2 separate regions of the Homo sapiens genome follow, and region 1 is linked to region 2. Evidence: read pairs that join two places in POLR2A ChIA-PET (ENCODE). Cell type or tissue: PC-9. All regions are shown on one strand. Each heading gives the region's core, and the rest is flanking DNA. Links, peaks and the distances in the headings are about the cores only.

What was found. Peaks named below come from ENCODE experiments on the same cell type or tissue, not always from the same donor. Only the 100,000 strongest peaks of a DNase experiment are listed, where the experiment ranks them.
Region 1: POLR2A ChIA-PET joins it to region 2 with 10 read pairs; 2 of 35 experiments call an interaction of 5 or more read pairs at or near these places.

What each region holds. Positions count from the first base shown.
Region 1 is chr2:221,997,630-222,003,014 of GRCh38, reverse strand. No RefSeq gene overlaps it. Among named protein-coding and RNA genes, the nearest start is that of CCDC140, 300 kb to the left of the region's middle. In PC-9, for the core only: no CTCF peak of the experiment used is centred there; DNase peaks (open chromatin) are centred at 2,484 and 3,154; H3K4me3 peaks cover 311 bases; H3K27ac peaks cover 2,163 bases.
Region 2 is chr2:221,939,976-221,945,360 of GRCh38, reverse strand. All of the region lies in intron 1 of LOC105373900 (a long non-coding RNA gene), which reads left to right. It also overlaps the pseudogene LLPHP3. Among named protein-coding and RNA genes, the nearest start is that of CCDC140, 360 kb to the left of the region's middle. In PC-9, for the core only: no CTCF peak of the experiment used is centred there; a DNase peak (open chromatin) is centred at 2,060; H3K27ac peaks cover 1,284 bases.

The sequences.
Region 1 (5,385 bases), core at 313-5,312, 57 kb before region 2:
ATTGTTGGACATTTGGGTTGGTTCCAAGTCTTTGCTATTGTGAACCATGCCGCAATAAACATACGTGTGAATGTGTCTTTATAGCAGCATGATTTATAATCCTTTGGGTATATACCCAGTAATGGGATGGCTGGGTCAAATGGTATTTCTAGTTCTAGATCCCTGAGGAATCGCCACACTGACTTCCACAATGGTTGAACTAGTTTACAGTCCCACCAACAGTGTAAAACTGTTCCTATTTCTCTACATCCTCTCCAGCACCTGTTGTTTCCTGACTTTTTAATGATCTCCATTCTAACTGGTGTGAGATGATATCTCATTGTGGTTTTGATTTGCATTTCTCTGATGGCCAGTGATGATGAGCATTTTTTCATGTGTCTTTTGGCTGCATGAATGTCTTCTCTTGAGAAGTGTCTGTTCACATCCTTCTCCCACTTGTTGATGTGGTTGTTTTTTCTTGTAAATTTGTTTGTGTTCTTTGTAGATTCTGGATATTAGCCCTTTGTCAGATGAATAGTTTGCAAAAATTTTCTCCCATTCTGTAGGTTGCCTGTTCACTCTGATGGCAGTTTCTTTTGCTGTGCAGAAGCTCTTTAGTTTAATTAGATCCCATTTGTCAATTTTGGCTTTTGTTGCCATTGCTTTTGGTGTTTTAGGTATGAAGTCCTTGCCCATGACTATGTCCTGAATGGTATTGCCTAGGTTTTCTTCTAGGGTTTTTATGGTTTTAGGTCTAACATTTAAGTCTTTAATCCATCTTGAATTAATTTTAGTATAAGATGTAAGGAAGGGATCCAGTTTCAGCTTTCTACATATGGCTAGCCAGTTTTCCCAGCACCATTTATTAAATAGGGAATCCTTTCCCCATTTCTTGTTTTTGTCAGGTTTGTCAAAGATCAGATAGTTGTAGATATGAGGCATTATTTCTGAGAGCTCTGTTCTTTTCCATTGGTCTATATCTCTGTTTTGATACCAGTACCATGCTGTTTTGGTTACTGTAGACTTGTAGTATAGTTCAAAGTCAGGTAGTGTGATGCCTCCAGCTTTGTTCTTTTGGCTTAGGATTGACTTTGCAATGCAGGCTCTTTTTTGGTTCCATATGAATTTTAAAGTAGTTTTTTCCAATTCTGTGAAGAAAGTCATTGGTAGCTTGATGGGGATGGCATTGAATCTATAAATTACCTTGGGCAGTATGGCCATTTTCACAATATTGATTCTTCCTACCCATGAGCATGGAATGTTCTTCTGTTTGTTTGTATCCTCTTTTATTTCATTGAGCAGTGGTTTGTAGTTCTCCTTGAAGAGGTCCTTCACATCCCTTGTAAGTTGGATTCCTAGGTATTTTATTCTCTTTGAAGCAATTGTGAATGGGAGTTCACTCATGATTTGGCTCTCTGTTTGTCTGTTATTGGTGTATAAGAATAAAAATAGCATTCTTTTAAGTAAGTTTTGACTATCATTATCCTATAAACTTAGGATATTTGATTAATATTAATTACCAACTATATTGAAAGAGATTTACAGGCAACAAACTTAAATCTGGATACTTTCTCCTCCAATTTTTCTCCTCCTTTTTTCTTCTTTCTCATTGCCTTCTTGTTTTTCTTTTTCCCTTCTTTGTCATAAAGTGACTTTTTAATCTTATAAAAAGAAGAATATGCATGTTTGCATTTTCTGTTAAGAAATGAACCCATCCAAAATCTCAAGAGAAAAATCTGCCTGTTCAAGATTTTTTAACCAGAAGTACATGTAAATATGCATAATTTTCAGAAGCCTCATGTTTTCTGGTTTTTGTATTCCTAAAATAATGTGACATATGGAGAATGAATGTGAGTAGCTCATCTAATGTGCAGCTTTATTCTGTCTTGAGTACCATAAGGCTAATCAGGAAAGTGACCAATAATCTTGAATTAATATTATTTACTCTGAAAAGAACAAATAGTTTTTGAGAATATGTGCGCACATATTTATTGGGAGAGGGAAATACATATGACCTGAGGTTAATTTGTCTTGTATTAAAGGATATAAATAGATTTTAGACTTTCAATAGTGTTTTACAAACTACAAGTTTTGACTTGTTAGTGGGTCAAAAAATCAATTGAGTAAATTGCAACCAGTATTTTTTTTTAAGATGAAATAGAATAGAAACTATCTGAGTATACAGTACTTAGGAAGAATAAGTACTATTACACAAAACTTTAGTTTCAGGGTTACTTGCTAGGTTAAGTTATCAACTTTATTTTATTTTTTAATTGTAGGTTACAAGCACAATAGCTTGAAAGTCACTGCATTAGACCACTCATTTTTCCCTGTAGCCATTAAGATTAAAAAGTAGTGACAATACCAAGTACCTTAAATTTACCCAATGCCCTTTCCTCTTAAGCATTCCAAGTACTTCATAAATGATGTGATCTCCTTTATAACAACAATGGTCTTGTGAACCATGTGGACAGCAGCTGCTGCAGATGGGAAATGAAAGCTCAGGAGTGACTCATGGAGGACTGCAGGAGAGCTGGCCACAAAACCTTTAAAGGTGGAAGATCATGAGAGCTAAGGTGAAGATGGAGTGAATCATCTCATCTCCTCCTTAATTGCATTCAGCGCTCTCCACCACCTGTCCAAAGGATGTGTTCAACGTTTTAAATAAATTCGAACACTAAGGTGAAGATGGAGTGAATCATCTCACCTCCTCCTTAATTGCATTCAGTGCTCTCCACCACCTGTCCAAAGGATGTGTTCAATGTTTTAAATAAATTCGAACATCTGGTACAAAGAAGAAATATCTAACCGTCTAGAGACCACAGAGAAGGCTGGAGAATCAAGTATGTGTGAGTACCTGGCCAATTTGGATTCTGCGCCAGTCGTTCTTAGAATGGTCTTTCCCTTTGAAACTTCTGGGAAGCATCACTAATGCATAAGTGGGTGTTATCTTCCTGGGAGGCTAGTTTAGCAAGTGAGAAGAATGATAACTGGGTGGAATTTGACAGACTATGGATTGGAATGTCCTTCTGGGACTCAGGCTGTCTAGCAAAAACCAGGAGGTTATTTCAAACAAACATGCACACACTTACAAGGATAACTGTTTTTCAGATGCCTGAGTGACTCATCTCCTCGTTCTGACTTACCCTGTGAACGTTTGTGTTGAATCCCTGATGGGCGGTTTGCCTTACGGTTTCATAGCTTATAGTTCGTTTGTCACACCCTTATTTGATAAGCTCTGGCAGATTGTTAAATAGGCAATGGGTGACTTGTGGCGAAAGAGTACTTAGGATGGATAAGCAACTTGGACTCCATGATAGATGTTGAAAAGAAGAGAGAGGCAGAGCAAAGCAAGCATAATGCAACCAGCTAATATTTGTTGAGTTCTTGTTAAATTCCAGGCACCTGACATGCATTATTTCTCAACAATCCCTTAAGTGGGTATTACAATTATCTCCACTTTTCAGAGATGAAAACTGAGGCTCAGAGGAATAAAGTAATTCTCCTAAAGCCACACAGTGGCACAATGACCAGGGTGGGATTCTAGGCATATCTTGCCACAGAGCTGAGTACTTAATTCTTCATGCAAATGTCAGACCAGTGGCCATATTCCATCTGCAGAGGCAGACAACATAGGTCCTGCAAAGAAATCCACCACTTATCAACACGGGACTTATGGCAAATACTTCCTCTTTTTGAACTTTGGTTTTTCCTTTTAAATGGAGATAATGATACCTCAGTCATTGACTTGTGAGAATTCACTAGTGCGAAGAAATGCACAGAAAGCCTCCAGTCTGTGTCTGGCACACTAGCAAATCCATAGGTGAGTTGCTGCTGAGAGCAAATCTTGTCAACAGGAAGCATGGCAGTTAGTAGTTACAGACGGTGCAACATGACCCCGGCGTCATCCAGCAACTTGCTGGATGGAGATGTGGATTAAGTGCTTTTGCTCATTTGCTAGTAACAGCAGACACTTGTAGACCAGCTGTGTGTACTGCGACAAGCCATTCACTTTGCTGCAGCGACCCCAACCCTGAGAGGGCACTTTCTCAAGACATCTCATTTCAATGGCTGTGTTTATTGGAAGAGCCCATGGCACAGCCTGATGAACTGAACCAGGATAAGACAGAGCCCTGGACACTTCAGTGACTTTCACTGCTTTCCTGCTGTTATCTTTCTTTGTTGACTGCCTGAGACCTTCACAAAACACAGGAATTAGGGACTCAGATGTAAGGCATAGTGGATAAAACCTCAGTTGCCTCCCTCTCTGTCTACACAGCAACACTCACCATCTTGTTTATAATGCTCCAGCCACATGTTTTTTTCCCATTCCATGAACTCCCCAGGTTTTTTCCTCCTGGTATTTGCTCCCACTCTTCCTTCCATATGAACACTCTTTTCTTGGCTGTTTGCACTCTCAAATCCTTCTATCCTATAAATCCCGTTAGAGATGTCTTCCTAAGAACCTCAGTTATGGGGCCAGTGCCCCTCATTTGTTATTCTCTAACATTTCACCCCTTTTAAATTTCTTTCTTTACCTTTATTAATATCTGAAATTATCTTCATGAGGCCAGGGATTCATGTCTGTTTTGTAAACCACCCCAAATGCCAGGGGGCAGTGTTTGGCAATTGATAATTGTTGTGTAAATGAATGAATGGATGGATGAATGCATTGGTTTACCTAGACTACTCAACTTATTTTCTCTCACTTGAATGTAAGCTCCTAGGCAGCAGGACCTTATCTGTCCAGTTCACTGCTGTCCCTGAAAGCCTAAAACAATGCCTAGCACAAGGTAGAAATGTAATAAATATTTTTAATAAATCAATTAAGCTTGGACTCCAAAACCTAGCAGGCTTACAGTTCACATTATTGGGGTCCATGGTAAAAGCACAAATGGATACCTATGTATCATACATCTAAATATTTATAAATCAAGCTAACATATTAAATAAAGTATGGTTTATTCTCCTATCTTGAATGATAATCTTTTGTAATAATCTAGAAAAGCTTAATTTTGGATTTTGGGACTCCTCAGAGTTCCAGAGTTATGTGCTAGAATGCAGTGGCCAGGGCAGTGTTGGCCTAGCCTGCCATCCATGCTTGTAGCCCACACTCTCCACCCCCTGCTCCATCTCACACCTCATGGAGCTTAAATAAGCACACGTTTGCACATTTTAGCCTATATGTTTGAGCTCTGTGTCTATCCTTCCTGCAAATCATTGCCTTTTGGATATTCCTCAGGCCTGAAGTTTTGCCAACAGAAGCATGGATGCAGAGAAGAATCCTTGCACAGATCCTGGAACTAGACTTAGGACTATGTTTGAGCAGTAAACTCTAGATTCCTGGACACCCAGAGCATGGTCTACAGGTGGTGGTTCCAGGCTCTGGGTGGGCAAAATCTCTTC
Region 2 (5,385 bases), core at 140-5,139:
CAGCATCTAGTTGAAGTAGTTTCTCAAAGGTTTTACTTAAATGTGTAGGAAAAATCCCCTCTGAAAACAAACAAAAACCCCAAACACCTGTGTTACAAGTCTTGTTAAAATAATTCAGCAATAAGACCCAGCAATCCCATTTTTAGATATTTGACCTGAAGAAATAGCATCACAATTGGGGTTCATATGTTTAACGCAGCATTTTCTTTAAGAGTAACTAATTGGAACTGACCTACTTTTCCCTCAATAGGAGAATAAACAACAGTACATACGTACTATGAAATATGATATTGCCATTAAAAAGAACGAGGCAGATCTATGCATGCTGCCATAGGAAGACATCTCTGATTTATTGTTAGGTGAAAAACAGCAAATTACTGAGCAATTTGCCTAGTATGTACCCATTTTGAAACAAAAAACATTTTTGTTTATATATGTGCATAAATGTATCATACAAATGAGTGTGTGTGCATGCGTATTAGGCTAACATAGAAAAAGATTTGAAATAATACTTGCATAGCTATTTACAGTGACAAATGTTTTTTTTTTTGTATCAAAGAAAATATTTTATTCAAGTTCCCAAAACAAACTTGAGGAGTTATGCTGGGTTTGAATTGAAGAAAAAAGGCCAAGTTAAAATAGGAAAACAAATGGTTTTCATTTGGTGGCAGTTGAAATAAAAGTATACACGTGTATACATTGTAATCCGTCATCTATCCCATGTGGCATTTTCCAAGGTTTTAAGAGTCTACCAGGCCAAACCCTTTGCCACTTTCACTGCTTTTGCTTTGTTTTTCTCCTTTCTTTTCTCTCGCTTTGCCTTTAGCCTTTTTCTTTGCCTTTGGTTCATCCATATTGGGTACTGTCCATGCTGGTCTAGAAGAGTCTTTTTGTTTCTCTTAATATCAGTCTCCATTTTCATGTCATCTTTTTCATCTTTTACCTCACATTGCATTTTCTCTTGGCAATGTTTGGGTTTGGGTACCACCACAGTTGCTATCTCTTGAACATCTTTCATTAAAACGTCATCGTCTAGTTTGAGAATACTTTTAAGCCTGCTGACCTCCTCTGGGGCATTCTTTTTTCTCTTTTCAGCACGCATCTTTCTTTTCCACTTACTCCATAAGCTTTTAGCCATATTTTACCTGAGAAACGAACACACACACTTCAGGATCACGCCGACCGGCGACAACTCTTGAGGTTAGTGGTTTTTGTCTTTATAATGCAATTCTATAGTGATGTAACTTATTACCACAAATGTAATAATTTTACAATCAAAAATAAAATGTAAATATGAGTCTTGGTCTTGAAATGACTTGGCAAATCAACACATTTCTTCTGCTCCTGTCCCCTTTCCCACCTCCCCAGTTATTTAACACTGAAATATTAATACTTCAAAGACCTAAGGACTAAATATAAAATAAATTAGTTCTTAGTGTTAGCTCTTGTGTTATTCTGCCCTGAATCCAATCCTGACACTTCCACTAGCTACTTGTGTATTTCAGAAAATATACAAGTTCCAATGCTCAGCTTCCTCACCTATTAAATAAAAAAAAAAAAAAATTGACATAAACAAAGGAGTTGGGCAGAGAAATTTTCTTCCATTTCTGAGATACTGTGTTTTCTGTTGAAACAAAATAAATTTCATGGTCCTTTGCAGCATAATACTTTCTCCCATGTACTTCACACTTTATAGTAAATAACTCATTACTTTACTGGAGGAATGACTAACAATGATATCATAATGCTCAATTTAGTCCTGATTTTTTTGTTGTTGTTCTGAGTATCTTGAATGTGAATCTGTGGACCACTAACACACCTTCAGACCTTCAAAACTTCTGCACAAGGAAGGTTCAGAGGTTCTGACCTTCCTTTTGGAAAATGGTGACCAAGTGCATCCTCATGTTAGGGTTGACAAGTATTGAGGGTACACTGTGCTCTTCTCATTCTCTCCTGGGCTTGCTTGCATTTGAAGCTAGCTGCCCTTTTCCTACCCTGCAGAAGGCTCAGAATTGTGGCTGGCAGACTTCCTGGAACATTGTGTCACAAACCCTTGTTCTTTTTATTGCTCAGCTGGTCCAGGGCATATATTTGCAGCAAGCTGGCCTTTCAAGAGAATGCATTATGAATAAAGGCCACTGCGATTTGTTTGACACCATTAAAGTTATTTTGCTTTCTCTGACCAGAGTGAGATCATCAATTACTTTCCTTCTCTGAAGAACTGAGTAAACATGACTCTAAGGATCACCCATTACTTGCAGAGCAATGAGAGGCACAGAAGACGCTTTGCCTGCCCTTGGAAGTTTAAATTTGTATTGTGGGAGACAGAAGGGCTAAAAAATAAATCACAAATGTAGAATGTGATGTGCCATTTAAAAAAGCAGCAAAGATAAATGTACTGAACAAAGAGATATGAAACTATGTTCTGAGGAAGTACTGAAGTGGCTTCTTGAGGACTTTAGAAAAGCACTTTCCCCAGAAACACATCAGGGAGAAAAGTCAGAGATTTGTATGATATCACTATGATAAAGGAATTTCTAGAACAATTTTTATAGTAATAGTTTAGGCCACATTGGACTGATTTGTATTTATCAAGCTAAAATAAAGTTATCACTTTTATATTTCCAGTAGATTAATACTCTATAGGAGTTCAGATGGCCAGAAATTGAAGAGGTGCTCTCTATGGCAGTCTTCCTCTATGTGGGGTCTAAACAAGACCACCTATTGTGGAATAAAGAAAGAATACTAGATCTTTCAAAATTTTTTTTTACACTGTTCTCTAAAATGTTCTACCTTTGTATTTGTTTTATAACAGTCATGACACATTAGTAAATATTACAAGAATATAATTTCTAAATATACACTCATGGTTAGGGTTGCATACCTAAAGACACTTTAATTTGTGAAATATGTATTTGTTAAATTTTACTTTAACTCAGTTATTTTGAACATTTTGATTAGTAGTTTAAATGACACTTGTAGAAATATGATAGTCAAAAAATTTAGAAATCAGTGCTTTTGAAAAAAATAACTCCTAATTTAATTTGTACAGTAAAATATAATCTTTTTTATAAAGGAAGCTTACTCTTTTAAAAGCAAATCTAGTGTTTCTTCTGAATTTCTTACATATCAGAACAATCTTTAGTCTGAAAAAGTTGGCAGAAAAATCCATGATTAATAGATAAATAGTATTCTTTTCAAATGCTTCTGGCTTTTAAGCTAAGCCACCAGGGATTTGCATGTGGGGAAAGAGTTTTGAAGGTAAGAGGTTTTTCTTCTTATGATTTGAATGCAATGCTTTTGGGATTTCTGTGATTTATTGGTAGTAAAGTGACTTTGGTAGGATGAGCTACTTGAAGCTTTTCTTGTCACTGTGCTGTTACTAATACCTGGAATCCACCCTATCTCCAGAGTCCATCCCCTGCACCAGGTAGACTGTGGTCATTTGGTGCCACCAGCTCTGTCTTTCCATTTTATTCTCTGTCAGGTTCCCTCTCACACCCTGCAGCAGGTGGGTTATTCTTATTGAATTCATGTGTAATTATGGAAAATTTCTTGAATACCAATATGACATTTAGTTTTGATCAAGGGATTCCCTACTAATTCCGTGGCTCATGGAAGGGGTGGAGATTTCTATCTTCTTTCAAGAGTACCTTTTCAAGAAAGGGTAAATTGGCATTTGGACAAAACTGTTGTAAACTGGCACATCCTCTTGATTTATAAAATGATTTTCTCTCCTTCAAATAAAAAATGAGAATGGAATTTTATTAATGGAATAGTCATGGTGCAAGATATTCTTAATATCTGTATTAGCCTGGGGTCTCCAGAGAAATAGAACCGAGAGAGAGAGAGAGAGAGAGAGTGTGTGTGTGTGTGTGTGTGTGTGTGTGTGTGTGTACACACCCAGAGAGAGGTTTTAAGCAATTGGCTTACATGATTGTGGAGGCTGTCAAGTTCAAAGTCTGCAAGGTAGACTGGCAGGCTGGAGACCCAGGAAAGAGGTGATGTTGCAGGTGGAGAACAAAGGCCGTCAGCTGGCAGAATTCTCTCCCCTGGGGACATCAGGCTTTATTATTGTTGTTGTTATTATTATTATTATTATTATTATTATTCTTAAGGCCTTCAACTAACTGAGTAAGGCCCACCTACATTACGGAGGGTAATCTGCTTTACTCTAAGTCTACTGATTTAAGTGTTAATCTTATCTAAAAAAATGCCTTCACAGAAACATCTAGAATAATGTTGGACCAAATATCTGGGGACTGTGGCCTAGCAAAGTTGACACATAAAGTTAACTATCACAATATCTTGAAAAACCTCTACTCTGAACTTTCTTTCTTTCCTTCTTTCCTTCTTTCTTTCTTTTCTTTCTTTTTTTCTTTTTCTTTCTTTCTTTCCTTCCTTCCTTCCTTCCTTCTTTCTTTCTTTCTCTCTCTCTCTTTCTTTTCTTTCTTTCTTTCTTTTTTTTTTGACCGAGTTTCACTCTGTCACCCAGACTAGAGTGCAGTGGCGTGATCTCGGCTTACTGCAACCTCCACCTTCCAGGTTCAAGCAATTGTCTGCCTCAGCCTGCCGAGTAGCTGGGATTACTACTGCACATTACATATTCTACAAAATTCCTCCTTACACACCCCTCTGTACTAGAAAATAATTATAGTTCAGTGATGTCACTTCAACAAAAGCATTATGGTTATTTCTTTTACAGAGAAGTCAGAATAAGCTTTCCTTATTAAAGGCATTATTATATCCTTTTCAGAGAAGTTAGAAATAAGCTTTCCTTATTACTAAAGGCATGAACTTGCTGTCTAAAACCAAACTGTTTACCAGTTTTTCTCTCAAGAGCCAAAATGAGGAGGGTGTGGTATGGATTAGAGTGCTGGATGCCCGCCCAAGTATGGAGTTCAGAAAAGACCAGCAGGTGACATGAGGCAGAGGAAGTCTCCCCAAGCACCTCCCCAGTGGGCAAAGCAATCATTTTCTCTTTTACCAGATTCATACCTTTCTAAAGAAATACATTTTTGTAAATGTCAGCCCTTTTTAAATTGGAAAACACCCAACTACTGTGAGAAATTAATATTATTAAAAGTCGCAGTTAGCCCTCACATCCAAAATATCTTCCAGAGTTCAATTCCAAAACTGCATCTCCCAAAGAGCTCACATTTCCTTTCCCTGAATTGGATATGCCTATAGATAAGCATTAGAAAAAGAATATTTCGGCTGGGTGCGGTGGCTCATGCCTGTAATCCCTGCACTTTGGGAGGCTGAGGCGGGTGGGTCACCTGAGGTCAGGAGTTAAAGACCAGATGGCCAACATGGCGAAACCCCATCTCTACCAAAAATACAAAAATTAGCCAGGTGTGGTGGTGGGCGCCTGTAATCCCAGCT